Regions from separate parts of the Homo sapiens genome. Here region 2 is linked to region 1. Evidence: read pairs that join two places in POLR2A ChIA-PET (ENCODE). Cell type or tissue: K562. All regions are shown on one strand.

The links. Peaks named below come from ENCODE experiments on the same cell type or tissue, not always from the same donor. Only the 100,000 strongest peaks of a DNase experiment are listed, where the experiment ranks them.
Region 2: POLR2A ChIA-PET joins it to region 1 with 11 read pairs; 2 of 35 experiments call an interaction of 5 or more read pairs at or near these places.

What each region holds. Positions count from the first base shown.
Region 1 is chr15:67,221,277-67,229,276 of GRCh38, forward strand. All of the region lies in intron 5 of AAGAB (alpha and gamma adaptin binding protein), which reads right to left. Among named protein-coding and RNA genes, the nearest start is that of AAGAB, 29 kb to the right of the region's middle. In K562, no CTCF peak of the experiment used is centred here; no DNase peak of the experiment used is centred here.
Region 2 is chr15:67,035,045-67,043,044 of GRCh38, forward strand. The region is part of intron 2 of SMAD3-DT (SMAD3 divergent transcript); the gene reads right to left. Among named protein-coding and RNA genes, the nearest start is that of SMAD3-DT, 25 kb to the right of the region's middle. In K562, no CTCF peak of the experiment used is centred here; a DNase peak (open chromatin) is centred at 4,547.

The sequences.
Region 1 (8,000 bases):
ATTTTCACCACTGTTCTCAGCATTATGACACAAAGTAAAATACATATCCTTTCCTTGTTTAAGTGCTTAAGCTACCAGCATAAAAATATATTCTATCTGCTAAGAATGAACAAAACAGTTCTTGGATTTCTCTATGCAATTAATTGCTTCTAGGACTGCTTCACAAGGTGCTGTTATTTAAAGCATTCCGCCAAAAAGGGTGGATGATCCTGGCAAGGATGCTATAGAAGCCATTCCTGTACTGGATGAATAGACTAGCTCAAAAGTTCCTAACAGTTTCTACCCAGTGCAGTTGAGGGCACATCTACCAACCACTTAGCAATAGCACTTAATAGTTAAGTGATTCTCAATGGGAGCCAGGCAATCAACGTCTTCAGAGGGCTTGTATAGCATGTGATATGTATTTCCATACCCCCCTGGGTCTCAGTTGAGAATCACTAGATTAAATCATTCCTAAAATCTCTGAATATAGGAGCCTACTGATATTCTCACACAAACTATTTGAAGGCAAGTGTCTTAATTTTTAGCAAGTTCAATATATAGACAACCATTCCAGCAATCTGAGTCTCAGTTTATTGAATTCCTCCATTTTATGGATGTTGTCCTCTACATTGCTGCAGCCATGTACTCCCAGGGTCATACCCAGACCTTATTATTACCAATAACCACAACCCCTCCATCATCTCAACTTCATGCATCACCTATTTTTCCAAGTCCCTCTCAGTTCCTATAGTACCTTAACCCAATTATCCTTCAACTGCACCAGGACTCAAAACTACCATCTTTTTACTGACCCACTCCAATTGACTTCCACTCTCCTCTTTTTAGCTTAAATTCCATGGTCAATCATTATAATTAATCTCTTATATATACTACTGAATCCCTTGCCTCTCTCTTGCTGTGATACATTTGCTTAGCAAAAGCAGAACTGATTACTACATGCATGCACGCGCACGCGCGCGCGCGCACACACACACACACACACACACACACACACACACACACACCCTCCACCCATGCTGCCTGACTTTAGTTTTATAATACCAAATTTCAAGTTGGGTCCCTTAATGCTGCCTGGCAAATCATACTTCACATCTCTAGGTTCATTTACTCTTTCTCTCTCCCCTAAATGACTGTTTCACATTTTCTCCTCTCTCCTCAAATCCTAACGCTACCTCCTCCCTTCTGCCCTCTCAACTGACATCCTGGCCTCCTACTTCACTGAGAAAATTTATGCAATCAGAAGAAACTTCCACAGATTCTCATGACACATCTCCCCACTGAGCCACATTTGCATCCACAAACCCCCTTTCCCATGTCTTTCTAGGTTTATTTTCCTCCTCCTGTGCAAAGCCAGTCCCTCCACTTGTACACTGGAGCCCATCCCTTCTACCTACTCAAGGAAGTCACTCTGGCAAGTTTCCCTTCTCTCTCCTACTTCATCCATTTTTCACCCTCTATTGGAACTTTTCCAACAGCTTATGAACGCGCTGCTCTTGTTCTCATCTCAAACAATAAAAATCTCCACCACATTTTTCTCTCCAGCTCTCACCTATTTCTTTGCTCCCCTTTCCTGCAAAATTTTCAAGAGTGTTTTATAATCACTATCTTCAATTTTTCTCTTTCAACCTATTTCACTGAAACTGCTCTTCAAGGTCACTAATGCTAAATCCAAGGGTCAACTCTCTGTTCTCATCCTACTTGACCTATGAGCAGCATTGGCATAGCTGACCACTCCTTCCACCTTGAAACACTCTTCACTTTTGCTTCCCGAATAAGACTCCACTATCTTGGTTTTCCTACCTCATTGACCTTTCTTCCTCAGTCTCCTTTACTGGTTCCTTCTCTTCTCTCTGTCTCTTGATGTTGCAATGTCCCTGGGCTGAGTCCTTGGTCTTCTTTAAGTACTGCATTCACTCCCTTGGTGATCTCATCAAGGCTCAAGGTTTTAAATGCCTTTCTCCCCAAACTCCAAAATCTCTCCAACTGGCTACCTGCTATCTCCACTTGGAAGACTAACAGCCACTTGGAGGTCTCAGTAGCCATGTCAAACTCAACATGTCCAAAAATGAACTACTGATAGGTGACCCTGTTAGCTTCATCTTGTAGCTGCCTCATTTCAGTTGATGGCAACTAATCTTTCAAGTGTTCAGGCCCAAATCCTGTTGTCTTCCTTGACTGATCTCTTTTTCTCATATCTCATATCTAAACTATCAGGAAACCATGCTGGCTCTACCTCACAATATACCTAGAATTCGACCTTTTCTTACCCCTTTCATTGCCCCAGCCCCAATCTGAGCCATCACTCTCTTTCATTTGGAATATTGTAATAGGCCCCTAAGAGATCTTGGTTGCTCTTCACCCTCATCATCTACTCTCCACAGAGCAGCCAGAGTGATCTTTTTAGACTTTGTCAGATCATGTCACTTTCCCATTCAACAACCTGCAACAGTCCCCTAGTTTACTCTGAGTAAATGTCAAAGTTATTATGATGGCCTTCAAAGCCCCAAATAATCTAGCCCTTCGTTACCTCTCTGACCTCTCCTGCTCAGCCAGCAAGCGTCCTGATATCCTTCAAATGCACCAGGCGTGCTCTCACCTTAGGGCCTTTGCTATAGCTGTTCCCTGTCCCTGGTATGTTCTTCTCCCAGATATCCACATGGTGAAACACCTCATCTCCTTGCTCAAATCTCAAGAAGACCTACCTTGAACCACCTTATTTAACATTGCAATCTACAAAGCAATCTCAATGTCCCTAACTCTGCTTTATTATTTTCCCAAATCACTTATCATCTCCTAATACACTATATAACATACTAATTGCTTGTATTGTTTATTGACTATAGTCTCCCACCAGAATGAAAGCTCCTAAGGACAGACATTTTTGTTTAATTTGTTCACTGATATATCCCAAACACACAGACCAATACTTTGCACAGAGCAAGTACTTAAGAAATATTTTTTGTATGAATGAATCAACACTTGAAACCGGAGCCTAAATTATGGACTAGAGAGATCTGAGGCCAGCAGAAGAAAACTCAAATGGCCCAGATACACTCAGCACCTAAATTATGCTCCCAGATAATCAGGTACTTATAAAAGCTGTATTATTTCTTTCAGATCTTAAGAAGGACTGTCACAGCACTGCTGACCTTTGCGAGATACTAGACCATACTAGAAACAAGTACAGAGGAGTTATGAGAAGGAACGTCCACTATTTTCACCTTTCCCTATAGATGACTCCATATTAAACATAGTCCTTCCTGTCTTCTTTCTCTGACTTGAAAAGTCACTTTTCTTTTTCTTTTCTTTTTTTTTTTTTTTTGAGCAGTCTCACTCTGTTGCCCAGGCTGGAGTGCAGTGGCGCGATCTCAGCTCACTGCAGCCTCTGCCTTCTGAATTAAAGTGATTCTTGTGCCTCAGCCTCCCAAGTAGCTGGGATTACAGTCATGCACCACCACGCCTAGCTAACTTTTGTATTTTTTGTAGAGATGAGGTTTCACCATGTTGGCCAGACTGGTCTCAAACTCCTGGCCTCTACTGATCTGCCCAACTTGGCCTCCGAAAGTGCTGGGATTACAGGCATGAGCCACCGCACCTGGCCAAAAGTCACTTTTCAATACTACATAATTTAGGAATTAGAGAAAGCAAGGTCAGGCAAGGGGCTAATGTGGCTTTCAAAATGCTGAATTTATTCCCATGGATTAAACACAGACTCTTACAAGTTAGAACTAGAAGACTATCATTTATGTCAGTGGTTGTCAACCATGGCTGTATATTTGAATCCCGGAGGCACTTAAAAAATACTGTAGCTGACACTCCCTTGGGTGAGGCTCAGGTAGCATAGGTTTTAAAAGCTTCCCAGGTGACTAAAGTTCCCAGGTGATTCCAATGTGCAAACACGTTTGAGAACTGATGAGCTATATGACCTTGGGCAAATTACTTGGCTCCACTGAGCCTAACTCATATGGCTTTTGTGAGGATTAAATAAGATTTTGCACGTATACTATCAGCTGCTATTAGTATCACTGCCACTTCTCCCTTTTCTATCATCACCACCACCTTTTCTACTATTACCATTATTATCATCATTGGTGGTATCATTTCCTTCTTTTCTTTCTTTTTATTGAGATTTAATTTACATATCATAAAATCCAGCCTTTTAAAAATGTATGATTCAGTGGTTTTTAGTATATTCACAAAGTTGTGCAACCATCATCACCATTTAATTCCAGAACATTTTCACCACCCCAGAAAGAAATACCATACCCATGAGCAACCTCTCCTCCCATACCCTGGGAACCACTAATCTACTTTCTATCTTTATGAATTTAACTATTCTGGATATTTCATATGAATGAAATCCTATAATATGTAGCCTCTCGTGTCGGGCTTTTTTCACTTAGCATAATGTTTTTGAAGTTGATCCACATTGTAGCATATATTCATGCTTCATTTTTATGATTGAATAACAGTCCATTGTATGGATATACCACATTTTGTTTTCAGCAGTTTTTCTCACTTTTTGGCATTTATGAATAATACTGCTATGAACACTTATACACACTATTTTGTGTGCCCATGTTTCCAGTTCTCTTCGGTATATAGCTAGGAGTGGAACTGCTGGGTCATATGGTAATTCTATGTTTAACTTTTTGAGCAACTACTAAACTCTCTAAAGTGGCTGCAGCACCATTTTATATTCCCACCATCAGTGCACAAGGTTTCTAATTTCTCCATATCCTCACCAACATTTGTTATTATCTTTCTGACCCTAGCCATCCTAGTAAGTGTGAAGTGGTATTTCATTGTTGTGATTTGCATTTTCCTGGTGACTAATGATGACAAGCATCTTTTCTTTTTTTTTTTAATACGAATTGGGGTCTCACTCTGTTGCCCAGGCTGGAGTACAGTGGCACAATCTTAGATCATCACAGCACTGAACTCTAGGCTCAAGTGATCCTTCCTGCTTCAGCCTCCCCAATAGCTGGGACTACAGGTCCGGTTGATTTTTAGAATTTTTTTGTAGAGACAGAGTTCTCACTATGTTGCCCAGGTTGGTTTTGAATGCCTGACCTCAAACAATCCTCCTGCCTCAACCTCCCAAAGTGCTGGGATTTCGGGCGTGAGACACCATGCCTGGCCAACGTTAAGCATCTATTCATGTTCTTACTGGCCATTTGTGTATTTTCTTGCCTATCCAAATTCTTTACCATTTTTATACTGGATTAGTTGTCTTTTTATTATTAAGTTGTAAGAGTTCTTTATATATTCTAGATATATTCTGCTGATCCTCATAAGATACATGTTTTACAAATATTTTCCCTCATTTTGAGGGTTATCTTTTATCCTTCACTTTCCTGACAGTGTCCTTTGAAGTATGAACATTTTTAATTTTGATGAAGTCCAATTTATCTATTTTTTTCCTTTGGTTGCTTGTGTATTACTAACTTTTAAGAAGACACTAAAGGAAAAAAGTTATGAAGATATCCTATAACCAAGTAAGTTGTTCAGACTTATAATAATCACATATTAAATCATGAATTCCCATATAGATAACACATCCAATTTATCTGGGTGGAGGGCAGGAAGGAATGCAATTCATCTCTTACGTTTTTAATTACCTAGATTTTCAGATTAAATATTTGACCTTTGAATATCAATGTCCAAGAAACTGCAAAGAAATAAAACCTGAGTTAGATTTGTGTGTTTTCAGGGCCATTTGTTGCAACAGCTAGATGTTCATAATCCTTACAAGAGCTGGAATTGTTTTTTCAAATTGAGCATATTTAAATATTTTTAAAAGAGTTTCAAACAAATATTTTTCTGCAACTGTACAAAATTAGTGGCATGACATAACGTAAATGTTCTATTACTGCTCAATAAATACTAACTAGACAATACATAATCCCAAATAATCAACTGGCATTATATAATTTCCCAATATAATAATCCCAAAGAATCAATTGTGATTACAGTAATTTTTCGAACCAAAACAACAACAAAAATTGGTCATTATTAATGTCTTGAAAAAGGTAACCAATACCTCTATTTTTTTTTTTACTTTGTCAACCAACTTTTTAATTAAAAAAACTTTTTGGTTTAAAAATTTTTATTAGTGGCAACAGTTGTACAACAATGTGAATGCACTTACTGCCACTGAAATGCATATTTTAAATGGTAAATCTTATGTATATTTAACCACATCTTATGTATATTTAACCACAATTTTAAAAAGAGAAAAGGGGAGAAAATAAAAAAGAAAAAAGAGTAGGAAAAACACAGACCCCTAAAACAAATAAACCAGTCTGAGCACCTGCTGGCAGACAACACTTGGACATTCAAGAAAAGCAGGCTGAGGAAGGCACAGTTCACTGGGCACACAGACGGATCACCAGCAAAGCAGGCTCTAAAAACAGCATAGGAGGTAGGTTACCCTGGAAGAGTAGTATGACCCACCATATATCCATAGAAAGCTTTGTCTCTAAAATAAGATGCAGGGCTCTAAAAGGATATCCTTCACACTTCCTAAGACCTGGGTTGCATCAAAATGTCATTCATTGTATCTTCATACCACATACACCAGGATCCTCTTAAACATGAAATTAAGCTAATTAATGGCAGTATTTTGTTTTTTGGTTAACAGCAAACTAATGCACCAGTACTGTCAAGAAAAAAAAAGAAAGCGAGGAAACCTCAGGGCAAAGAACCATGAAAAAATCCACAATGTACCTCCTTGCTTTGCAGTTCTTTTAAGAATATTGTTTAGTGTCTAAAACAAGTAAAATGGCATTTTTTCAGGAAACACATTTGACCACACTTCCAAAGTAATAAAGCATGTTTAGTCCAGCTTCTCAATTTACAACCATAAGTGTATATTACAAGGCAATAGTTCTTTAATATATGAACTTGGGACACAGATTTTTCAAAAAGTGAATAAAGCCAAAGAAAATTTTGTGAAAATAGTTCTCATAAATATAACAAGCACCATTGAATATAATTTTATTCTAAATTGATCCAGTTTATGTTCCAAATCTTATTTTTATAGCCTTCCTATGGTAAATGCTCAACAAGGATTTGCTAAATAGATGAATGAGAAGGACCAAGCCTTAATTTGAATTTGTTCTGGTAACAGAGAGATAACCACATAAATGAAAATCTCCTTATTGTGGCTATGATTAAAAAGTCAGAAAATAACGGATGTTGGTGAGGTTGCAGAGGAAAGGGAAGTACTTATACACTGCTGGTGGGACTGTAAATTAGTTCAGCCACTGTGGAAAGCAGTTTGGAGACTTCTCAAAGAACTTAAAATAGAATTACTATTCAACCCAGCAATCCCATTACTCAGTATACACCCAAAGGAATGTAAATCATTCCACCAAAAAGACACATGAATGTGTATGTTCATCACAGCACTATTCACAATAGCAAAGACACAGAATCAACCTACATGCCCATCAACAGTGGACTGGATTAAAAAAATGTGGTACACATACACCACGGAATACTACATAGGCATAAAAACGAACAAAGTCATCTCCTTTGCAGCAACATGGACACAGCTGGAGGCCATAATCCTAAGTGAATTAAAAGCAGCAACAACAAAAAACAAATTAACACATGCTCCCACTTATAAGTGGGAGCTAAACACTGAATACACATGGAGATAAAAAGAGGCCCAACAGACACTGGGGCCTTACTTGAGGGGAGACAGTAGGAGGAGGGTGAGGGTTGAAAAACTACCTATCAGGTACTATGCTCACTACCTGTGAGCTGGGTGACAAAATCATTTGCACACCAAACCCCAGCAACACACAATTTACCCATGTAACAAACCTGCACGTGTGCTCCTTGAACCTAAAATAAAGGTTGGAGGGCCAGGCGGGGTGGCTCACGCCTGTAATCCCAGCACTTTGGGAGGCCAAGGTGGGCAGATCACGAGGTCAAGAGTTCAAGACCAGCCTGGCCAACATGGTGAAACCCCCGTCTCTACTAAAAAT
Region 2 (8,000 bases), 190 kb before region 1:
GAGAAGCGTACAGAAGTCCTCCCTGACAAGTATGAAACTGGGGTTCAGAGAATTTAAATCGCCTGCCCAAGGTCACACCGCTGGGGAGTAAGGCATTGGCCAGCAGGGATTAGAACCTTCTGTTGTCAGAGCTCGTGATTTTCCCATAATACTACAGACCAGGGTCTAGTTAGGCTCTGACTCGTGGGGGACTTTGGGCCCATCACCTGACCTCCCTCTGGAGGTGGCTCAGTTTCTCACCTGGGCGGGGGATGATGAAGGACCTAGGGAGAGAAATCACAGAAACAGGGGAGGTGCTCACAGCATAGCAGAGCATGAGCAGGGCACAGGGTTGGGGCTGTCATCCTAGGCATGGGGTGTGGGTGGGGGTGTCATCCTGGGCATGGGGTGGGGGTGGGGTGTCCTCCTGGGTGTGGGGTGGGGAGGGGTATCATCCCAAGCACCGGATTGTGGTGGGGTGTCATCCTAGGCATGGGGTGTGGGTGGGGGTGTCATCCTGGGCATGGGGTGGGGGTGAGTGTCATCATGGGCATGGGGTGGGGATGGGGGTGTCATCATGGCACGGGGTGGGGGTGGGGTGTCCTCCTGGGTGTGAGGTGGTGAGGGGTATCATCCTGGGCACAGGGTGGTGGTGGGGTGTCATCCTGGGCATGGGGTGGGGGTGGGGCTGTCATCCTGGGCACCGAATGGGGTGGAGGTGTCATCCTGGCCACGGGGTGGGGGTGGGGCTGTTATCCTGGGCACAGGGTGGGGGTGGGGGTGCCATCTTGGGCATGGGATGGGGTGGAGGTGTCATCCTGGGCTTGGAGTGGGGGTTTCATCCTGGGCACAGGGTGGGAGTGGAGGTGTCACCCTGGGCAGCGAGTAGGGGTGTGGGTGGGGGTGTCATCCTGCTGTGTACGGGCACCAAGGAAGAATGAGGAGCCATGTATGAAGGGAGACTCTGGGAAGCCAGGCTGCCCACCTCACTTCCCTTCTCCTCGCCCTCCCCCAGCCACAGTCTCCCCAGGCTGGGAGACCTCAAGTCTGATTGCACCAACACCTGGTTTGCATTAAGAAGTTCCTGACTGCTGAAGGAAGCCTCCCATAGAGACTTACTCTTCCCGATTACATAGGGCTTTACAACTTACCAAGTATTTCCAATCATTTTTAATTTTTATCTTCCCACACCTCTTTGAGGTGAGCAGAGAAGGCGTTGTTATTATCCCAATTTTACAGCTCCATGGAAGGGAACTTGCAGACCCCAGCCCAGCCCCCTCCCTTTATAGACACATTAATGTGGCCCAGAGAGGAGAGGCTACTTGTCCAAGGCCACACAGGTAATGCATGGCAGAGTCAGGACAAGAAATGAACTCTCTTGGCTGACAGGCCGATGTTCTTGCTAATGCACTCACCCAGGACGTCCAGACTCCCGGGATTTCCCTGGGAAGTTGCTTAGGCTGGGCGCAGTGGCTCATGCCTGTAATCCCAGCACTTTGGGAGGCCAAGACAAGTGGATTGCTTGAGGCCAGGAATTCGAGACCAGCCTGGCCAATATGGTGAAACCTTGTCTCTACTAAAAATATAAAAATTAGCCGGGCGCGCCTGTAATCCCAGCTACTCAGGTGGCTGAGGCAGGAGAAGTGCTTGAACCTGGGAGGTGGAGGTTGCAGTGAGCCGAGACTGTGCCACTACATTCCAGCCTGGGCAACAGAGCAAGACTATTTCAAAAAAAAAAAAAAAAATCCCCTCGACTGGGCATGGTGGCTCATGTCTGTAATCCCAACACTTGGAGAGACCGAGTCGGGAGGATCACTTGAGCCTAGGAGTCAAGAGCAGTCTGGGCAACATAGGAAGCCCCCATCTCTAAAAGAAAAATAAACAAATTTAAGCTGGGCATGGTGGTGCATGCCTGTGGTCCCAGCTACTTGGCAGGGCTGAGGTGGGAGGATCGCTTGAGCCCAGGAGGTTGAGGTTGCAATGAGCTAAGATCACGCCATAGCACTCCAGCCTGGGCAACAGAGCAAGACACTGTCTCAAAAACAAAACAAAACAAAACAAAAAACAAGTCCCCTTAACAGCATTTTCCCCAATGTCTGCCTTTTCTTCATGAAAGTTGGGTGAAGATTAGGGAAGAAAAAAGATTGTGTCTTGACTTTGGCCCTGCCTTCCTGTTCTGGGTTAGGTGAGGGGAGGGGGCTGGTGAAGGGTGAGTGAAGGGTGTGGTGGCAGCCAGCCGGGGTTCCCATGGTGCCCTGCAGCCACACAGTCAGTGGTGGCTAACCCCTACCCTTCTCCTTTTCCATCCTATTTTCCAACCCTGGCCTGTGGTTATTGATGACCACACCGCTCCTCTGTGGCCTACAAGAACCCTCTTCAGCAAGGATTCACTTAATCACAACCAGAGGGCAGAAAAAGTGGACTCGGGCATTTTTTTAATAACCAGCAGCTACAAAGAGGACTGAAACAAATTGAGTTTTATTAAAAGAATCCTCCATTAGACAGAAAATGTTATTACCTTGCATCCTCTCCTCCCTGAGCTTTCTGCTTAATAGAGTATTGATTGAAACATACATTTCCAAAGTCTGGTCTCAGAGGAGTGGAAGGGGAAAAACCCAAATAATTCAGAAATGAAGAGACCTCTTGCAGAAATGCAAGAGACCTAGCTGAAGTATTATTCTCTGATAGATTTTGGAGGGATGCTGGAAAGAAAAACAATTAATTAAGCAAGTAACAGGCTGAGGTCTGGCCTGAAGCAAAAGTTTTGTGGCTGAGCTATAAAAAGGTTAAGTGTCTAAGGGAAAACCCAGAAGCATTCTAACCAGCTGCTCAAATGGGTGCTGCTATAATTCCATAGTTTGCACCTGACCTGGGCAACAGCTGGCTCTTGGCTCCCAGCAGGGAGAGTGTGTCCCTACTGATTGATCCAATTGAGAAATTCCTCTTCCACTTTGTACTTTGAAATCCAATAACTTACCTCCTTTCTTCCTCCCCCAACCCCAAAGACAGAAAATTAGCCAGTTGGGTGAATGGACTTCATAAGTGATTCATCATATCAATATCATATCAGGGATGCTAAAGACTGCCCTTTGAGGGTAAGTAGGCAACCATCTTGAGCTCAATTTTCCTCCCCCAATATGATCCTGAACATCCAATGGCTCCCTGCTACCTTTAGGATAAAGCCTAGGCTTCTTTGCATGCATCTCAAGTCCTCCAAACTGAAACTCACATTATCTTTCCAACTTAATCTAACAATTCTACATCATATGCCATCTGCCCCAGCCAAGCTACTAAGTCTTTCTTACCTATTCATTCGGATTCTTCCCAAAAAATGTGAGGGCCAGAGAAAAAAGATAATCTCAATGAAATCTTCCCTTTCCTTCCCCAGGATAGACTACAGACTTTCTGACCTTCCTCTCCCATTGCTTCCAGGATATGCCCCACCCTCCCCAGCCTGACTTCCCAAGCTTTTTTCAGCTTTGCTTCCCTGCCCTGCCTTCAGCATGGATGCTCTGGGTCCTGTTTTTGACCTTACACAATTACAAGTGTGACCAATTTAGTCCATTATCTGCATGTATTGTATTTGTCCAACCACACAGTAAAAATACCGAACTTCTGAATGACGGAACAAATGAATTTGCAATTAGCCCTTCACAAATACTTCATGGCAAGGCAAGGATAGAATGATTTGCTCAAGGGATCTTCAGTCTAGGGATTTGCTCAAGGGAACTTCATACACAGAGAGGTGAACTATGATAATAATCCATTAGTAGCCTAAAGGTTAGTTCATTTAAGTGACCAGTTTAGTTAGGGGTTGTTGGCACATCAAAGCAATGTTTATTAAACCTGGCAAAGTGTCACTTTGTGCTTGGGTACCTCAAACTTTTCTAGAGCTAGATGATAACATCTGCTTTCTTTTCAAGAGAAAAATAGTTTCCTTTCCCTGAGCATACAACATCTTTGTTTCCTCTGTTAACTAAGATGTCAGGCTGCCTTGAGTTATTTAAAGAGACAGAAAATGCCTTTGTTTCTCAGCAATATTCCCCTTGGATTCCTTTCACTGACAGCAAACAGCTACCTTGTTATAAGATGTATTTGCTTGCTTTAAAAAGGATATCACTCTATCTATCTAAACTCCACTTGCTGGTTTCCATCTTTACTTAGGATTTCTCTGGTCCCCTAAAGTCATTTCTGTGTATATTGCACTTCTTCGACATTGATATGGAAAGACCCCAAGCTTCATCTTCCTTTTCCTGAGAAAAAAACCCTCCTCCTCCTTTTTAAGGGCTAATAACTCCATTTTGCAAACATACCATTTCAACCCCAGCAGTTGAAACCAAAGGATGCGGCTGCTTTGCTAAAACCAGATAAATGGGGCGGCTGCCCTGGTTACCGCAGAGACAAAAGCCCACTTTCCAGGAGAATGAGGGCCACATCTGGGAGCCTCAGGCCTCGCCCCTTCCCCCTTGCTGAGGCCCCTTGCTTTCTGCTCAAATAGGAGTGGAGGAAGAATAGTTTCTGCTGCTGACTTGTGACTTTGTGGCGCCTCAGCGGGGGAGCAGAGGGGAGGGAGCACTAATCTAAGACTTGTCTGGTCTAGCGGGAGGGCCCTGGGCTGGGGGCCTGGAGGCCCAGGCTCTCGCCTAAGCCAGCTGTTTGGTGACCTTAAGCAAATCATCTTCTCCTCTCTGGGCCTCAGTTTCCCCAGCCATATAATGAGGGACATTTATGAATTATTTTGGTTTCAGTTTCCCCAGAAGCTTGAGTCAAGGATTCAAGTGTGAGTAATAGGTCATTTAGAAGGTGATCCCTAGAAACTCAGGTGAAGGGTGTGGAAGTGAGACAGAGAACGGAAGGAAGCCAGTGTGAGGCATGCTGCTGAGCAGGTTGTCACCACAGGCAACTGGTGTTGGAAACACTCTGGGAGACAGAGTTGGAAAACACACCTCAGAGTTCATCTGCCCAAGGGGTAAGGAAACTGGGGATTTATCCACCAAATGCTCGTCCCTCATTCATAGAGGGCTGTTCGCCAGGGATATCAATTCTTGGGCACTTTGGGCTTTGCCCCACGCTGGCCACAGTGCTCATGGGTATTAGATGTGAGCGACCTGAATTCAGTGTGGAGGTGAGTGCTGAGGAGATGGGTCAGGGCACCGACAGCATCCGCTCTAATAATTGACCTTTACAGCCCTGAAAAGCTGTGAATTTGCACTTGGGCAAAGTAAGCAAACCTAGGGCTTTGGTATGATAGGCAGGGCAAAAGAACTGTATTCTGTGCAATCAATGACAGTCCCCTACTTCCTTCCCCATGGTTCTAGACCTCTAGGCTGTTCCCAGGGAGAACAGAACAGAAATAAAGTTCATCTCTAACTATTTAGAATGGTGAATTTACCCACTGGCCAGAGAAGATGATGAAACTATAGAGACTCCATCCCACCTTCCTTTCCCATTGCTTCCAGGATATGCCCCACCCTCCCCAGCCTGGCTTCCAAAGCATTTCTCAGTCTGATTCCAAGATATCTTTTCTTTTTTTTTTTTTTTTCGTTTTTTGCTTCCCAACACAAACCACCCACCACTGTTAGGTTTTCTCTCTCCTCACTTCTACGTAGGCCATTCCTACAGATACCCCTACAGTATCTTTCATCTTATTGACTGGTCAGAATTCTAAATGTCTTTCAAGGACCAGTGCTATTTCACCTTCTCCAGGAAGTGCTTCATGACCGTTCTCGGGTTAGAAATATCCCTCTTGGCCAAGCACAGCGGCTCACTCCTGTAATCCCAGCATTTTGGGAGGCTGAGATGGGAGGATCACTTGAGTCCAGGAGTTCAAAACCAGCCTGGGCAACATAGTGAGACCCCCATGTCTCTACAAAAAATTTAAAAATCTGCCTAAAAGCAGCCACCAATTAAGAAAGCGTTTATGCTCAACATCTGACTATCTTTAATTCCAACCAGTAGTCCCAGCTACTCAGAAGGCTGAACAGAGAGGATCACTTGAGACCACGGCTGCGGTAAGCCAAGATCATGCCACTGCACTCCAGCATGGGCAACAGAGAGAGATCCTGTCTCAGAAAAAAACAAAAACAAAACAAAAAGAAAGAAAGAAAGAAAGAAAAAGGGAGAAGGAAGGAAGGAAGGAAAAGGGGAGAGAAGGTAGAGAAGGAAGGAAGGAAAAGGGAAGGGAAGGTAGAGAAGGAAGGAAAAGGGAAGGGAAGGTAGAGAAGGAAGGAAAAGGGAAGGGAAGGTAGAGAAGGAAGGAAAAGGGAAGGGAAGGTAGAGAAGGAAGGAAAAGGGAAGGGAAGGTAGAGAAGGAAGGGAAAGAAGGGAAGAAGGAAAGAAGGGAAGAAAGAAAGATCCTTCTTCTCTGAGTATCTATTGCCTCCAGCACGCATCCAGCCTATGCACACTAGACTCTGTCATTTCTCAGAGGCATGCCTGGCCTCCCTCAAATGGGAGACAACTTCTTTATACTACTTGGGTGCCTATCTCCCAGTCCCTAGCAAGTATCCTAGAGACAGGAAATGTTGAAATAAAGAACAGTTTGGCAAGTATTTATTGAGCACCTGAGTATACAGACACTGTACAAGGAGCAATGGGGTAACTCAAAGGTAAGTAAGATCCCACCATGGCCATAAAGAATTTCAGAGTCAAAGTTGTCCTAGGTAATAGAAAGTCAGGATTTGCAAGAATGGCTCTTGGGGATCATCAGCTCTAAGTGCCTCCCTTCATAGATGCGGAATCACAGAAGAAAATGACTCACCTAAGGTCACATAGCTAGTGAGTAGTTCTACATTAATTTGTTGCTAACAGAGGGCCCCAGGCTGTCCTTTTTTTTTTTTTTTTTGATCATTTGTGCAAGTTCAGAAACAATCTTCTTTCTTTTCCTTTGTCTTTTTTTCCACTTTAAAGGAAAATGAAATTTACTGGCTTCTCTTTCTAAAGAGAAGGGGCAAGGAATAAAAATACCAGTTATGTAATAGTCATTTGCCTTAGTCATGCAGCCCTGCCGGAGTGCTGTTCGAACAGAAAGATGATTAAGTTAAACACTGCATATTTATTCCCCTGCGGTCACCCTAATTGGTTCTGCCGCTGTAATTGATTTGACAGGTTATTTTTACTCAGAATGAGCTGGGTTCCTCTGCTGGCTTGCAGATTTGCTCTTGCTCTTCGAGTCCAGGCCGGCAATTGTCCAGATGGCCAGATGTGGCTGATTTCTACCTGAGGAGGGGGAGGGGGGTCCTCAACCTAGCCTGGGGAGAACTGAGCTTGCAGTGTGAATGTGTGAAGGTATGAGTGCTTGTGTGTGCGTGTGTGTGTGTGTGTGTGTGTGTGTGTGTGTGTGTAGGGGTTGATGGGGGAAGAAGGATAGAGAAGCTCAATGTCATGCTTCAAGGGATCAAACTGGGAAGGAGCTAGGAAAAAATTCAACATGACATGAAACTATGTTAAGGATTTTATTCTGAGGGCAGAGAAAGTCTTATATGGTTTGGAACAGAGGAATGGAAGACCATGTGGGGGAGAGCTTTTTGCCTACAGAGGCTTCTGTACTTTTTGTCTATTCCAAGCAGCCACCTCTTCCCACCACTGCAAACTGCTCCCCAGAGTACAAAGTACATAGAACCAGTGTTCTCGGGTAGCCTGCAGCACCAGCCACCTACACATCCTTCCTCATCTTTGCACGCAGCTCAGTGCCTCCCGCTTTGCCTGCTATGAGGGGAGAGTGTGCTGGCAAATGCTCAGAAACCCATGGGAGACCTCTAGAAGTTGGCAGGGACCCCTTGAGGGAGCTGGCCCCCTGCAGAGAGCCAGGCCATGGGTTATTAGAACCATCTCAGTGATAATGTGTGACTTCGAATATCAACTAACCTTTGAACTTCAGAGTCTTAATCATGTATCAATGTGGGATAACCATAGGCTCTGTCCCATCCCCTCACTAGGTTATGACAACAGTAACCACAAGTAATAATCACAGTATGTCAAGGTCTGAATCAAATGCTTCCTGCCGTGCACGATCACATGCT